2 separate regions of the Mus musculus genome follow, and region 1 is linked to region 2. A link is a loop called in an ENCODE intact Hi-C map of the cell type or tissue named here. Cell type or tissue: gastrocnemius. All regions are shown on one strand. Links, peaks and the distances in the headings refer to the core of each region. The heading gives the core; the rest is flanking DNA.

Region 1 (2,808 bases), core at 256-2,755, 150 kb after region 2:
ACACAGCATCCAGCTGGTCCAAGGGCCTTGGGCCTTCCTGATAGGGGACAGCATCTGGCTCAGAGTCACTGTCCAAGGTCCTGCCTTGAGAGGAAGTGCAGGCCACCTCAAAGCCATGGTCTTTCTGCTCTGCAGGAAGCAAAAAGAACAGTCACCCAACATCACTAATGTCACTGCGGCACATGGTGATTCTCCTGAAAAGGGAAAAGCCTAGACCGGAAGGCTTCGCATGTGAACTGTGCCAATACAGGAAGGGAACATAAACAGATAGAACCAACGGAGCACACTTGTTTTGAGACAGGGTCTCACTTATGCAGCTCTGCCTAGCCTGGAATTCACTATGTAGACCAGGCTGGCCTCAAACTCACAAGAGATCCACCTGCCTCTGCCTCCCAAGTGCTGGGATAAAAGGCATAAATACAGTATTTATGTTTAATTGTGTGTGCACATGAGTATAGTTACCCACAGTGGCCAGAAGAGGGTGTCAGATCTCGCGTCAAGCTGCCCAAAGTGTGTACAGGGAACAGAAAGCTGCCCAACACTGGTGCTGGGGACTGACCAGGGTCCTCTACAGCAGTATGCACTTTAGCCACTGATGGATCTCTCCAGACCCTGGCTTTGACCTTTGATCACCATGTCTTGTCTTCCTCATGAGCTGAGATTACAAGTCTCTGCTAACAGGCCCAACCATCTGGACTTTTCGAGCTACCCCAATTATTTGATGGTACCCTGAAACAGAGACTCCAAACTATGCCGAATAGGAGGGCACTGACAAAATGGGACACAGTAGCACAGGCAGAAGCCTGGATCCTACGGGGAGGAAGGAGAGAAATGACTCCACAAAGATGCACACGTGTGAACATACATGCTAAGTTTTATGTAGTGTGTGTGTGGACACATACACACGTCACAGCTAACAGAATCTGTGTCAATGTGTACACCTCTTAAACCCACTATTTCCTATGAAAATAGCGCAACGTGGCCCAAGGCCCTCTACAGAGAGCCCTGACTAGTGTGAGCTGAAGGCCGTTATCACCTAAATGGCCACTGTTGGGAAGTGACACAAGAAAGCAGGAGAACGAGTCAGAGAAGGACATTAGCCACATGTGTATCCATGTGTCATCCTCTGTCTGCAAACTGCATGTGAAGCCGAGCCACAGATAAGGATAAACCTGTCTACATGCAAGTCTGGTCCCCTGTAACAACATACAGCAGGAGGCAGAACGTCCCCTCAGCAATGCCAGCCCTTAGCGGCTGTGGCTGACTGTGGCTGCTCTCTGCCTTCTCCGACTAAACTCTAAAATTCTGAAGAGGACTCTCCCCAGGATTGACAGCAGGACCTGTCTGAGCCATGCTGGGCTCTGGCCAAGAGTGTCACACTGTGTAACACACACACAACACCACACCCATTGCTGGCTCTGGGGGGACCGTTTTCTAACCTGGTTCTAGGCCACCACTTAACAAAGGGTAGGTAATGTGTTGCCCTTCAAACGAAAATGGTGACATTGAAAACAGCAACAATAGAGCCACCAAAATCCTGGGCTGGCATCTGCCTGTGACATCTGCATGTGTGTGTACAGGATACCAGCCAGGCCTGAGAGCAGATGTCACTGCTTAGGTTCGTAGGTGACATGGCACCACCATGTGGCAACACCATTAAACAGCAGGCCGTACTTCCTGGTTAAGACAAAGCTAGACAAATTCCACAAGAGGGAACAATTTTGGAGGGTAGACAGGATCTCATGTAGCCCAGGTTAGCCTGAAACTATTGTTTGGTCTCTCTCGATAGCTCTGGCTGTCCTGGGACTCACTATGAAGACTACGGAGCCTGGAACTCACAGAGACCCTTCTGCTTCTGCTTCCCAAATGCTGGGATTAGCCTTGTCAAGGAAGGGAGCACTGGGCAAGACTTCCTGGAGGCAATGGCAATAAATTGTAAGCAGGGGGACAGGAAGAATTGGGAGCTACAGAGGTGGCTCAGCAGGTGAACACACTGGGCGCTTTGAGAAGGCTGTGCTGAGGAAAGCGAGGGCAGGCACAGCGGCAGGGTCCAGGTCATCAAAGGCTTTGATGACCTTGCCAAGAAGTCTAAAGAGTAGCCCTGTTCATGTGTGTGGGACCAAAATCCTACTGGCTTATGAAAACAGGGTGGGGTTTGGGGGTGGGGAGACTGGGTGAGGTGACAAGCATGCAGCCCCGTCCTGGGAGCTGGCACCTACTCAGCTCTGTTTCTTGTTCCCTCTTCGACTTTCAGGGTTTGGGGTTGGAGCATCATCTCAGAGCAGAAATTGGGTGAACAAGAGGACATCTCCATGGCTGTAGGGGTACAGCCGCTTTCTCCCTAAGGTCAGTATGAGAGATAACAGCACTGAACAAGGGGGACATGCGGGGCACCCCTGATCCCTGGGAGTACTGGAGAGGGAGTATGTGGGATATCAGGGTTGTTTTGTCTTCTGGTTTTGGCTTGATTTGTGTTGGTTTGGGGTTTTCAAGGCAGTTTCTCTGTGTAGCCTTGGCTGTCCTAGAACTTCTGTAGACCAGGCTGGCCTCAAACTCAGAGACCTGCCTGCCCCTGCCTCCAAAGTGCTAAGATCAAAGGCATGCACCTTATTTATTTATTTTGAGATGGGCATTTAATTATTTATTCATTTATTTTTGAGATAGGCTGTGGTGAATATACCTGGCCTGTGGGAAGTGGCACTATTAGGAGATGTTAGAGCAGGTGTGGCTTTGCTGGATGAAGTGCATAATTGTGGGGGTGGGCTTTGAAGCTCTGCCGGGTATGTAAGAGACCCTCCTCCTAGCTGC
Region 2 (2,808 bases), core at 145-2,644:
TGTGTGCATGCATGCATCTGTGTGTGTGTGTGTGTGTGTGTGTGTGTGTGTGTGTGTGTGTGTGTGTGAGAGAGAGAGAGAGAGAGAGAGAGAGAGAGAGAGAGAGAGAGACCCTCCTTTCTGCAACATACTTTAACGTGCATGGATTTCTCCATTGACTGATTTCCTTTAGCACTCTGTAGACCTATTGTTTTCCCAACTGTAAGTCTGTTACATAATTACTCTTACTACACAGTGGTTATTATGTAACCAATCTCCCTTGCCATTTGTTGAGATTTCCTTTCCCTTTGACTCGCAGCAACCGTGTAGCAACCTTGCCTGAGGTGGGCTCATTTTTCCTTACTTCCTTTGCATTCCTATGTGCTGCTTGCATCTTCCCCTTTATTTATTTTGTTTCATTTCATTTTTTTCCCATTAAGACTGGAGCCTGGGCTATGTACCGAACACAGAGAGAGGCTACTGCAGGCCTGTGACCACACTAGGTTTGTGGCCAGTTCTGCCTGTGACGGTCAGGGCTGTTTCTGGCATTGTGACAATCATTTCTGTCTGTTTTCTTAGCCCGCTCTATGATCTGAAAGCTGTTATGTCCATTTGACAGATGAAGACATGAGGTTTGAGGGAGCAACTCAGAGCAGAAACCATACACTCACTGAGGGGTAAAAACCAAGCTAGAAGCCTCATTTATGGGGCTCATCATTACGGCACTACCACTAGCCACATGTGACTATTGAAACTGAAATTAAATTCATTTCCAAATTCTCAATCCTCCATATTCATATTTAAAAATAAAATGGTATTTTTAAATTCAACTGAAAATCCACCTCCTCCACTGAGCCAGGATGTAAATTTAAAACCCAGTGTCCCTAAGCACTTGTCACATACATCCACACAGGGCCAGTCAGCAGGCAGCCCAGACTTTGGCCATCTAGGCCTTATGAGAGGAAGCTGATTCAGACCCTGTTGCTCATGTCTGAGTGGGTCTCAGCGGTACCATCAAGAATGTTCTAGAAGGAAATAGATCTGAGGCAAGGAGACCCAAGGTTACCAGTGCCCAGTCTGAGGTCTAATCCAGGGTAGGGACCTCTGAGGGCTGAATCCACTCCTAAGCATCTCTTCTCTGTGGCAATGACAGAAGGACAGGGCAGGCAGGACACTTGAGGGCCAGGGTGGAGCTGTGGCTGTGGCTGTGGCTGAGGCTGACTCTGAGGCTTTGGGCTGGGAACCAGGGCGGAGCAGGCCCAAGGCCAGACATTGAAGTCCCTCCCTCCTTAGAGCTGGGAGGACCTTCAGGGCGAGCAATAAAAACCAAAGCGGACTTCTCAGGCAGCCTGAGTGTGAGGGGCTCTTCGCTGCCCCACAGGGCTCTGGACAAAGTGCTGAAGGGTTTGGGGTGTGTATTTGTGGCACACTCCTCTCCAGACCCCAATAAGAGGCTCGTGAGTCTGCTTCAGCATGAAACACCTTCCTTTAAAGGTGTACCCCAACCTCTAATACAGGTTAGAGCCATGGTCCCCAGGGAAGTGGGACAGGAAGAGAAAGGGACCGATGTGGGAGAGAGAAGGAGGGGTAGCGAGGAGTGGGCGTGTTCTGAATACATTATAAACGTGTATGAACATGCCCATCCTGTCTAACATCTAATTTGGAAAAACTAGTTATGAACGGAGATGCAGTGCATCCAATGGCCAGCAGAGGGTAGAATTGAGCACTTTCCCCGCTTACAGGGAGGGAATGAGTAGCCACGCCCCAGACCCCCCATCCCTTTTGAATGCCTTCTGCAAGTTCCATCTCTTTGAAAGTCTTGCTTGGCTGACCTCCCTGAGTGGTCCCCACTAATGACGTATTCTGGACAGTATTCCTAATAACAATATTTACGAAGCCCCCCGTGGACTTAGGGTATGAGAATAATGGAGAAAGGTTTATCTTGCAGTTTTACTTGTGACAGCTAACACTAACACACACGTAGACGTTATAAAAATCTCACCACTTCTCCAAACACTCTTAACCCCATGGTAACTCGAGGCGGTCCTAGAAACATTGCCCTCCCCCACCCCCCAAAGACCGAGTCACAGACCAACAAAACAAGCCTCTGAAGTCACATGACCTATTAGGGACTGCCCTCGGATTCAGGCCTGGGGTAGGACTAACTCAGCCGGGCCCAGGGAGTAAAGCCTGGTGCTTGGCCCCAGGGGACGAAGCCTCATAAGCCAGCTTCCTCACCAGACTCACTTTTGCCCCCTGCCACGTGGGCTGCTGCTCCTGCACGTCCCTCTGGGACACCCCCGCCCCCAGGCCATTAAACCTCATGGAGGGCTCCCCCACAGACCGCCCGCCTCACGGCCGCATTAACAGCAGCCAGCACATGCTTTGGTCATCCTTTCAGGTCGAAGAGAAGCTTCAGGAAGATTCCAGAAGGAAATTGCTTCAGCTGCAAGAAATGGGGAACAGAGAGAACCTCATTAAAATCAATTTGGAAAGGGCAGTAGGCCAGGTAGGAGCGTTCCATGGCCCTCCTTGCTGGGTCTCCTACACCAGGCAGCCAAGTCTGGTGTCAGGATGGGGCGAGGTGGAGTGGGGCGTGATGCCTGGGTGTTCCACCCATCAACAGCTGGGATGTCCTCACTCCAATAGTGTGCTGTGACTGTGACCCAAGACCCTGGCCAGGCAGCCAACCCTGCCCCGGGGCTGCCTGTTCCCCCCTTCTTCCCCCTGGAGAGTTTCTCCTATTGCTTTCAGTGTAGGCATTTTCCCTGGTCTTTCCTCCCCCAAGAGCCCCCCGCAGAGTCTCAGTGGCCATAAGGAAATGCCTCT

The links. Hi-C counts contacts between places; a loop is a spot of excess contacts. Peaks named below come from ENCODE experiments on the same cell type or tissue, not always from the same donor. Only the 100,000 strongest peaks of a DNase experiment are listed, where the experiment ranks them.
Region 1: it touches region 2 in a loop (3-fold over the local background); 2 of 42 quality-filtered maps call a loop at or near these places.

What each region holds. Positions count from the first base shown.
Region 1 is chr4:141,808,860-141,811,667 of GRCm38, reverse strand. Casp9 (caspase 9) reads right to left here. Exons shown (of 9, transcript NM_015733.5): 7 at 1-129. Among named protein-coding and RNA genes, the nearest start is that of Cela2a, 16 kb to the left of the region's middle. In gastrocnemius, for the core only: a CTCF peak has its summit at 1,656 (motif pointing left); DNase peaks (open chromatin) are centred at 1,373 and 1,599.
Region 2 is chr4:141,957,255-141,960,062 of GRCm38, reverse strand. It overlaps Fhad1 (forkhead-associated (FHA) phosphopeptide binding domain 1), which reads left to right. Exons shown (of 32, transcript NM_177868.4): 10 at 2,381-2,488. Among named protein-coding and RNA genes, the nearest start is that of Fhad1os1, 24 kb to the left of the region's middle. In gastrocnemius, for the core only: a CTCF peak has its summit at 1,681 (motif pointing right); DNase peaks (open chromatin) are centred at 1,250, 1,707 and 2,208; H3K4me3 peaks cover 305 bases; H3K27ac peaks cover 775 bases.